Linked DNA regions of Homo sapiens: region 1 is linked to region 2. A link is a loop called in an ENCODE intact Hi-C map of the cell type or tissue named here. Cell type or tissue: A673. All regions are shown on one strand. Links, peaks and the distances in the headings refer to the core of each region. The heading gives the core; the rest is flanking DNA.

Region 1 (5,324 bases), core at 109-5,108, 240 kb after region 2:
TAAAGGATTTATCCAATCCAAACTTTGTTTATCTTCTGGCCATTTTATAGTTTAGGATACCCTCTCTAGTATAACTTTTATTAAATATCCTCTTTTTTGAGGATGTGTGTGTTTCAACTTCTCTGTGTAAGTTTCTTAAAGTCAGATAATATTTATCTTTTATCCCTAGCCTCTAGAAAATCATGTCGAACGTGGTGAATACTTACAGATATCAGTTGGCCAGGTAAACATGTCAATTAATTTGGAGAGTCTCTGTTTAAATACCATTCAAGTATTACCTCTTCTGAAAGTCCTTTACTATCTACTTTTATCTTTCTCTTTTTTTCTCCATGGTGTGTATTGTTTTCTGCATTTCTATTCATTGTGCACTTATCTGTTGCCTGTTTCCCTGACCAGAACATGTACTGCATGAGGGCAGGCACTTCGTATTCCTCTCATCTATATCCCCAGGGACTCACACAGAATAGATGCTCAAATATATTTGGTAAATGAATGAAATACAGATTTAGTGTTTTCTCAGTGTTAACTTTTCATATTTGTCAGTACTTGAAAATATGACAGCATTATTCTAGGAAATTGATATTATCTCATTATGATATATTAGGGCTCTCTAGAGAAAAAAAATATATAGTTTTTGTTATTTTTTCTTCAACTTTTAAGTTCAGAGGTACAGGTATAGGACATGCAGGTTTGTTACATATGTAAACAAGTGCCATGGTGGTTTGCTGCACAGACCAACCCATCACCTAGGTATTAAGCCCAGCAACCATTAGCTATTCTTCTTGATGCTCTCCCTCTCTCCACCCGACCCCCGCCTACAGGACCCAGTGTGTGTTGTTCCCTGCCATGTGTCCATGTGGTCTCATTATTCAGCTCCCACTTGTAAGTGAGAACATACCGTGTTTGGTTTTCTGTTCCTGCATTACTTTGCTGACCATAATCGCTTCCAGCTTCATCCATATCCCTACAAAGGACATAATAATCCATGGTGTATATGTGCTACCTTTTCTTTATCCAGTGTATCATTGATGGATATTTAAGTTGATTTCATGTCCGTGCTATTGTGAATTGTGCTGCAATGAAAATACACGTGCATGTATCTTTATAGCAGAATGATTCCTCTGGGTATGTACCCAGTAATGAATGACATTGCTGAGTCAATTTTTTCTGCCTCTAGGTCTTTGAGAAATCACCACACTGTCTTCCACAATGGTTGAACTAATTTACACTCCCACGAATGATGTAAAAGTGTTCTTTTTTCTCAGCAACTTCACCAGCATCTATAGTTTTTTGAATTTTTAATAATAGCTATTCTGACTGACATGAGATGGTATCTCATTGTGGTTTTGATTTGCATTTCTCTAATGATCAGTGATATTAAACTGTTTTTCATATGTTTATTGGCTGCATGTATGTCTTCTTTTGAGAAGTGTATGTTCATGTCCTCTGCTTGCTTTTTAATGGGGTTGTTTTTTTCTTGTAAATTTGTTTAAGTTCCTTATAGACTCTGGATATTAGACCTTTGTCAGATGGATAGATTGTGAAAATTTTCTTCCATTCTGTAGGTTGTCTGTTCACTCTGATGATAGTTTCTTTTGCTGTGGAAACAGTGTGTGTGTGTGTGTGTGTGTGTGTGTGTATATATATATATATATACACACACACACAGAGATGTATATATATATACATCTCTGTGTATATATATGTATGAATGTATATATATCACACATATACACACACAGTCTGTTGGTTCCCCCTTTCTCTCTCTTGAGGTAGATATACGGAAAGATTTAGATATATATCTCTATCTGTCCATCTAGAGACATTTATTTTAAGGAAATTATTTATGCATTTATGAGACCTGGAAAGTCTGAAATGTTCCGGACAGGCCCACACGCTGCTATTCTTGCAATTCCTTCTTCTTCCAAGGATCTCAGTCTTTTGTCTTAAAGCCTTCAACTGATTGGATGAGGCTCACCCACATTATGGGAGGTAATCTGCTTTACTCAAAATCAACTGATTTAAATACTAATCACATCTCATACCTTCAAAGAAACATCTAGCCTGGCATTTGGCCAAACAACTGAGCACTATAGCCTACCTAAGTTGACACATAAAATTAACCATCACATGGGAGAAGAAACCTAATATCTAAGTCTTCTTTCTATCCCCTGGATTGCCAACAGGGAGCCTAAAAACTGCTTGCACAGCTGCCGCCAGCAGAGGGCACCCTGAGGCACAGGTTTTGAGGGTCTTAAGTCTGTGCTCTACCTACTCTGCGTGGTCTGCAGCCCAACAGCACCTACACCACCTGGGACCTTGTTAGCGGTGCAGAATCTCAGGCCCCATCCCAGATCTAGTGAATTAGAAACTGCATGTTAACAAGGTCGCCACGGCATTACTATGCACGTTAAGCAACTGCAATGTTCTTCCCAGGAAATTCCAGACAAAGAAATCTATCTTAATATTCCACTCTCCATTTTGCATTATGGGCCACCACATAGGATAGAAAAGATACTTGTGCTGGTTGGCCTGTCTGCCTTTATTTAGGGAGAACACTTGGGCTCAATGAAAATCAGACGCATGAGAAGTAGGCATAGCCTTCACTTCAAGATAAGCCTTCAAGGAAGAAGCAGCCGGGTAGAAGGCCGACTGTGTTGCCTGTTGAAAGACAGGTTCTTGATATGAGTGCAACAGTTTCTAGCCACTGTGGCCTTGAAAAGTGTTTTTCCTTTGGATGTAGCTTCCTTATGTATATATTGGGACATTTGGATTAGCTCATAATCTTTAAACTGACTTCAAGCCCTGATATTCTGCTATTAGATGAAATAATATGCAGAAAAAAAAAACCTGTGAAAATGTGTGGTAAAAGGTAAGGTAATGATGAAGAGGACAACTGAATTTAGCTGCTGGGTGTTCTCATGGAAGAGGTAGCTTTTAACATATGGTATTATAGAATCACTGGTGTGCTTTGTTGCACAAGAAGAATTTCAAAGTCCCACAAAATGTCTACACATAAGATTTAACAAATTCTGAAATTTTATCTTTGAATTAAGAAAAAGTCAGTTTTTTAAACATATGCATACACTGATGAAGAGGCTTTTTTGAGAGACAATTTTTGCCTGGGTATAGATGGAGAGAGTATGCACACAGTTTGAATGAGATGGAAGAAGAATGAGAGTTTTTGGAGGAAATAAAATGGCTGAAAAATTAGATTTATATATATATATATACACATATATGTGTATATATATGTATATGTGTATATACGTGTATATACGTATATACGTGTATATATACGTGTATGTGTATATATGTATATGTGTATATATACGTATATGTATATATACATGTATATGTATATGTCTGTATATATGTATGTATGTCTACATACATATGTGTGTATATATGTATATACATATGTGTGTATATATACATATATACATATATACATGTGTGTATATATACATATATACATGTGTGTATATATACATATATACGTGTGTGTATATATACATATATACGTGTGTGTATATATACATATATACGTGTGTGTATATATACATATATACGTGTGTGTATATACATGTGTGTATATATACATGTGTGTATATATACATGTGTGTATATATACGTATATACATGTGTGTATATATACGTATATACGTGTGTATATATACGTATATACGTGTGTATATATACGTATATACATGTGTGTATATATACCTATATACATGTGTGTATATATACGTATATACGTACATGTGTGTATATATACGTATATACGTACATGTGTGTATATATACGTATATACGTACATGTGTGTATATATACGTATATACGTACATGTGTGTATATATACGTATATACGTACATGTGTGTATATATACGTATATACGTACATGTGTGTATATATACGTATATACGTACATGTGTGTATATACGTATATACGTATATGTATATACACTACATACATATATACATATATGTATATATGTATACATGTATGTATATATGTATATATACATATATGTATACACATGTATACACACAATGTGCACACATGCATACACATATATGTGTACATACACATGTATACACACGTATACACACATGTATACACACATATGTATACACACATATACGTATATGTATATATGTATACACACATGTATACAGATATGTATACATACATATATACGTATGTGTGTGTATATATATACATGTATATGTGTGTATGTATATGTGTGTATGTATATACATGTATATGTGTGTGTATATATATGAAAGAAGGTGCCAATCCAGGGTTTTGGGTTGAGTGCTTTGGGATACGCCACAATATAGGAATATGAGGTATGATGAGCAAGTGCTGGTCTCTAGAGTCTCAGAATTAACTGAAACCTAATTATTATATGATCTTAGGCCTGACTGTGATTGGAAACACTAGGATCTTCGATCGAGTTATTCTATGTAAATTTAACAAAATAAAGCTTCTAAGAAGGAACTGCACTAAAGATTTGATGGGTCATGAGATGAGGTGGTATAATTAATACATTCACCCAGGTGCATTGACTTCAGTGTGGGATTTCTTTCCTTCATCAACCACATTTATTCAATTAGCAAATCCCTTTTCTTCAAAATTGACCTTAATTCTCTCCTTAATTCTCTCTCTCTCTATGTTCCTCTATGTACAGGGCTACCTTAATGAGCAGCCAGGATGCCATCATCTCCGACCTGAATGACAATAACCTCCAAACCAGCCTTTGTATACTCCTTCCTGCTGCTCTGCAGTCCACTTCCACAGACCAGCCAACTGAATCTCCTTATAGGTAAAGCCCTGTCACACCTCTCCATTTTAAAATTTCCTATCAGACTTAGAATTCTAACTAAATTTGTTTCTGTGGCCAATCCTGTCTCTAATATCAGATTTCAATTTCCTGATCATTCAACATTTTATCAGACACATCGACCTCTGCCATTTGTCAAATACTAGATTCTTCTCTGCCCAAGAGTGTCTTCTTATGTAGGTATCTGCCCAAAACATCCTTTGCTGTTCTCCGTATGGTGGGCTACTTCTCACCTTCTAGGAAATATTGTGCTTTAAGCCATCAAATAATCTATTATTAGAAAGGATTTGAACTCACCATCCAACATGTCTTGAGTAAAAGGATAGACAACTATTTAATTCCAAATTTCCTTAGGCATATTCTGTTATTTATTTGGTTATCTTTGAAGTATAAGTCCAATATTTTCCTTTCTATGCACTCATTTCACTCATGAAAACTATAAATCAACAATGTTTTTGCGCTGTGTATTCATATGT
Region 2 (5,324 bases), core at 106-5,105:
AAAAAATATTAATATGTAAAACACTGAGAAAATGATGTAATTGAACTAGAGGAGTTAAAGTATTATTTCAAATATGTTTCTTCAGCCTGTTACAAAATTGGGAACCAAGTGAACATGAAGTCTAGAACTAACAAGGTTTAATACAAATATCCTTATGGTCATGGAAGCCTTCATGTAGTTTATGTGACTTGCATAAAATCAAAGGCAGAGAGGCAAAAATTTAGTCTCATAGTGTATTGATTTTAATATATATTTAAGTTGGTGCATATTTCACCCAAATACGTGGATAAATTCAATATATTTAGAAGTCTATAGAAGTGTAGTTTTTTAAAAAGTGTATTTTCTACAACATTGTTGAGGAATTTGCATGCACTGGGAAAATTTTGGTTTTGAGAAATTAATTTTATGAACAGCTAAAGTGGTTGGTTGTGTTTGAGACTAAAAGCCTGTTGGAGAATTAGACTAACAAAGGGTGAAGGTGAAGATCATTAGAGGTTTTAGAACTGGCTGAGATGGGTTGCTGGGGTTGTGTAACTGTGCCTAGAGGGCGGGGTTCCTGTACATTCCTACTTCACCAGATAACCTGCCCCCAACACCACTTCAGCTTCTGCCAGACAGATGGAACTCTCCAGCATGAAAATCTGCGCAGCCATTCCAACAAGCAGGGTAGGTGAAACTTGAATTAAAATTCTCCCCTCTTTATTTTTCTACTTAAGTCCAGATCCTGGAGATATGGAAAGAATAGAGGTCATCTAGATTCTCTCTTTTGGGCACACACGTCTGCATTCTTCCTAAGAGCTACCTACCTGTAAGAGTTAAAAGGTGCTAGAGATCTTTCCCAGTTAGTACTTCATGCTAGATTTTCTTTTGCGTGCATTTTTTTTTTTTTTTTAAGATTTCTTTTCTCTATACCAATCATTCCCCTTTTCTATTCTCCCTTCAGGGCCCTTTCCCCTCAATCACTAGCAGTTAAAATAACCCACCTCAGATTTTGGCTCCCAAAGGCACCCATTCCCCACCCTAGCGGTCAGTTCTAGGGACCTTATCCTGAGGATGTAGGCCAAGGGGGCTCCAGGCTGGCAAATAGATGATGTATTGTTATGTTTTGTGCCTCTTGTCTCCCTCCCGATTTCTACTGTGTTTTGTTTTTGTTTTTCCCCACCACCTAAGGCTCTGCCTGAGGTTGTCCGAAGGATGCCGAGGAAAAGGATATCAGGACTGGAATGGCTCTTACAGCAAGATCCGTAAGTGAAAGTGCTTTTCAGAGGGGAAGGGGTAGGGTAGGGAATATGTGTAACTGACTGCTTTGGACTGAGTTTTAACGCCTGACTTTGGGGTCCTGGCCTTAAGTGTTCATCTTTTCTTAGAAAATGTTAGCAGGCTCGCTACCAACAGACGTAGCTGAAAGGATGCATAATTTTTTTCCACGTTGACAGAAATCACGGTGAATCCCCAGGTCAAAAGGATGTAGACACGGCAAAGGAACATGGAGAGAAAACGAGAAAAAATTATACGGAGAAGGGGTAGTGGGAGACTGAAATAGGTCCTAAAGTGTAAATTAATTCATTTCGTGGAAATATGATTTCTGAGTCTTATGGTTGCTACAGGAACTTCCGGGACGTTCTTAACGCTCAAAGACAGGTTTATTAGCTATCCTTATTTCAGTTAAAGCTCTTTGCTCCAGAGCCAAGAACCTGCTTCTCTCTAAAGTTCTTCTTTGGATCGCCCTTCTCTATTTGCACACTAACATAGCCAACCTTCCCCAGAGCTGGCCCTCCGCCCCCAGCTCCTTGGCCTGGGTCACACCAGGGTCCCGGTCGGATTTAGCCGGGCTGCTCCGGGTCGGGTGAGGCACTGGGTGCGTGTGGGAGTCTTCTCTTCTGTCTCTTCGAAAGACTAGGGAAATGAACACCGTTCTGGGCTTGACTTTGTCCCTGCTGGGAATATCCCAGTTCCTGGCTTTGGAAATCTCAGGCAAATAATTGATTCTTAATGCACACTTAGGAGACGTCGGTAGTACGCTCGAGAGCCTCTCTGTCCCAGAGTGGCTGAGAGCACGCGCCAGACACAGGTTGGCTCGGCCCGAAGCGAATTTGGGACTCTCGTCGCGGTGTCCTATTAATTAGCTTTTCCCGGCGCCTCAGGGACTCCGGGGTGAAGATGGAGAGGTGGCATAATGGCGGGACTTGAAGTCGTTGTGGCAGGGACCTGGCAGCGTTGTTTTCTCGGGTTTTGAACCGGTGTGGAGAAGTAACTTCAGCTGCTGAGTTGGGGCCGCCCTGGCTGCGCGGTGGCGGAGGAGGAGAGGAGAAGCGCTCTCGGGACATTGCGGCGGCGATCCCCGCAGAGGGTGAAGCCGGGCGCTGCGCAGGGAGCAGCAACATGAGGGCGCTCTTGCCCAGGACAAGCAGAGCTGTACGTTTGGGTAGCTCATATTGGCTGATGCCAAGAAAAGTGACTTCAGAACCTTGGCTGGCGCGCTTCCCTACCTTTTCCCTTTCTTCTTAATCTTCTGTGTGCCACCACCTCCCCCCAACCTTTTTTCCCCTCCCAAAGTTGTTTCCTTTTGTTTACCCGGTGCGGTTTCAGATCTCAGCACTTCTCAGCTAGTAGATAAAATTATTTGCTCTGTAATGGACATCTCTTCTCCTCTCCACTTGTTACCCCACTCGCCCTTCGCTTTCTACCCCATTTTGCTTCTCTCTGCCCAAGCCTGTGGTCCAAGGTGCAGGGATCTCACAGGAAAACAGGTAGCCTCGGGGTGGGAATTCCCAGAGCACTGAAGGCGCCGGTTGTTGGCCAGAGGGAGGCCGGGACTCCGGTGGGCAGAGTACCCCGCGAGTGCGGAGATTTTCAGGCTGTAATCTTCAGTCTGGGAAAGGCGATGGGAAGGAAGGGCGATGCAGAATAGAGGTGGTCCACTTCTGACTCCCCCCTCACCCGCCCTCCCCTGCAAGTAAGACTCAATTTCTATGATTCAACACCGCCTTCACCAGCTCCTCTATCAAACCTTGAGGTAGGCAGACATTCTGAAAGTGTTGTGATCAGAAAAGGCATTTAAAATGATAACAAATAACTCACAAATTATGTTTGTGAGGGTGGGAGGGAAAATAAAATGCCCCATGTTTTTTTCGTGGTCTGTTGCTTAGCACATGTAATCTTTTTCCCTATCTTCGGTCCTATCTTCCCTATCTTGCAGAAAAGCCGCTAGGAGGAAAGCATGTTGGACATTTACAGATTTGAGATTCGTGTTGGAAAGAGAGGGAGTGTTTAATTAACAAACATATTTGGGTGTTCATTTTCGGCTTAGGTTGAATTTGCCTACTCCGCTGGCACTCCCAGAAACTGGAGTCCTCGCTTTCAACTTTATTCCTCCTCATCTCTTCCTATTGTCTCATTCTTTGAATCAATGCGTTTAAGGTGAAAACGTATCTTCCTGCGTAGACGTTTTTGATTCCGTTGATTGAGCACGAAGACTAAAATCTGTAATGGGGTTATGGAGACTTGTCTCTCAGTTCTTTCATTTTCTCATTGCTCTGAAATTTAATGACCTGATCATTGTTGTTTGAAGTTAAATTATCTGTTAAATTAGCCCTAAATAATAACTGATGATATTTTCCTTTTGGATTCGGTTGCCCTTGAATTCTTGGCCCTGGATGTGAGAGAAGTCTGAGAGAGTGTTTTGTGATACAATATTATAAAGACAATCAAAATCAATATTTGTGTGCCAGTGATATCACATAGGAAAAAATCCCTTTCAAAGTAGCTGAATTTCATAAAGAAGACATTCTTTTAAAGGCTTGTGCTTGAGAAGCCTGGATTCAAGAATGAATGTAAATAAGCATCTTTGTTGATGAAGAAAAAATATGAGCACTGTATTTTCATTACTCTCCAGAATCTAAATATTCAAACTCATCACATACTGGTGCTTGCTAATCTAAATCAATTCGGCCTTCCAGGGATACATATTCTCAAAAAGAAAATTTAACTTTTAGCAAAATCTAAAACATTGTTTCAGATGTGAATTTCTAGAAATCCAAAGTATATTTATTTCTTTGAGTCAGATACTAGTTTGTTTTGCAATCATTATATGAAACAATATTGAAACAATGCAGTTTTTGTTCTCCTTGCTTGCTTCATGGTGCTTCCATATACAAGTATAAGTGTGAGAGCTTCCATAGTGTACTGAGGAAATGACAACTTATTTTTTTTTAACAAAAGGCCCAAAGAATCTTTAAACCAAAATGTACTACAGTAGTTGAAAAAGATCTTTAAAAATAATAAGCACTATTGTGTGTTTTTCCTATTAAAATGTGCTGAATGAATAATTAGAGGCTGGGATAAAGGTTGAAAAATTCAGAGCAAGAATTAGGTGGTAATTTTATTATTTGATACTTTTACAATTTATATAATTAATGATGTCATTTTAAAGTTTGGCAAAGCTTTTGCAGAAAAAACAGTACTCCTCCCATCCCATCAGAAATACACTAGAAGGAATAAAGTACATTCAGGTAGAACTGGCAGAAAGAATTTTTTTTCCAGTAGTAGTAGTATTAGTGGAGTTGAAAAATATACTTTTAATTATACATTGCAAGCTCTGATTGCAGGTTAGAAAACTAAAATCGATCATTCCTACATCAATAGTGTTGTCTATTACTACATTGATTTGTGTTTATTTATGCAGAGACTTTCAGTTATTTACTTACATATTTCAGCATCTGCCTCTTGATTATTATCGTAGGTTGCTTTTAATGAAAGAGCTTATATAGGAAGCGAAACACACTTGACAGATCCATTTTAAGTAAACCTGATAGTGAATTATGGCAACCCAAGGAGATTATGAAATTACTTATTCATACTTGCTTTTTAGCAATTAGGAATCTGTTTCTGATTAAAACCTCATGCTGCTTGAAAACTTCCATTCTTTTCTTCATACATTGTATTGATGTGCTTCAATAAAATAGAAAAAGATGATTTTGTGATGTCAGATATAATAGAATGAAACTGCTAAATGAGCTTGGTTGTCTTTTTCCATTGGCATGATGAAGTTACCCTCATAACAATAAGCTGGCCATTGGGTTTATTAATGCTGTTTATGAAAAATCAAGTAGCAATCATTTGAATATAGACATGTGTTTTAAAACATCTATTAACTCTAAATTATGCCAGGGGTGCTTAGGCTGAATGAGACAATCTGGAGTTCTTGAGTATATAGTTTATATATATACTCATATTTTGTATTATTTAGCATTATGTGTGATTATAACTTACAAAGATAGACATTTCTCTTGAACTAATATCTCACAGGAATGTTATATATCAGA

What was found. Hi-C counts contacts between places; a loop is a spot of excess contacts. Peaks named below come from ENCODE experiments on the same cell type or tissue, not always from the same donor. Only the 100,000 strongest peaks of a DNase experiment are listed, where the experiment ranks them.
Region 1: a loop joins it to region 2, with 2.3 times the contacts of the local background. A loop is called at or near these places in 1 of 110 quality-filtered maps.

Annotation. Positions count from the first base shown.
Region 1 is chr14:29,014,258-29,019,581 of GRCh38, forward strand. All of the region lies in intron 2 of LINC02326 (long intergenic non-protein coding RNA 2326), which reads right to left. LOC107984685 (a long non-coding RNA gene) reads left to right here. Exons shown (of 11, transcript XR_007064101.1): 4 at 4,696-4,830. Among named protein-coding and RNA genes, the nearest start is that of LINC02326, 48 kb to the right of the region's middle. In A673, for the core only: CTCF peaks have their summits at 2,223 (motif pointing right) and 2,424; a DNase peak (open chromatin) is centred at 2,224; H3K27me3 peaks cover 453 bases.
Region 2 is chr14:28,772,190-28,777,513 of GRCh38, forward strand. LINC01551 (long intergenic non-protein coding RNA 1551) reads left to right here and starts at 515. Exons shown (of 3, transcript NR_026731.1): 1 at 515-666; 2 at 1,171-1,244. RefSeq lists an enhancer at 2,102-2,601. In A673, for the core only: a CTCF peak has its summit at 2,391; a DNase peak (open chromatin) is centred at 2,372; H3K27me3 peaks cover 5,000 bases.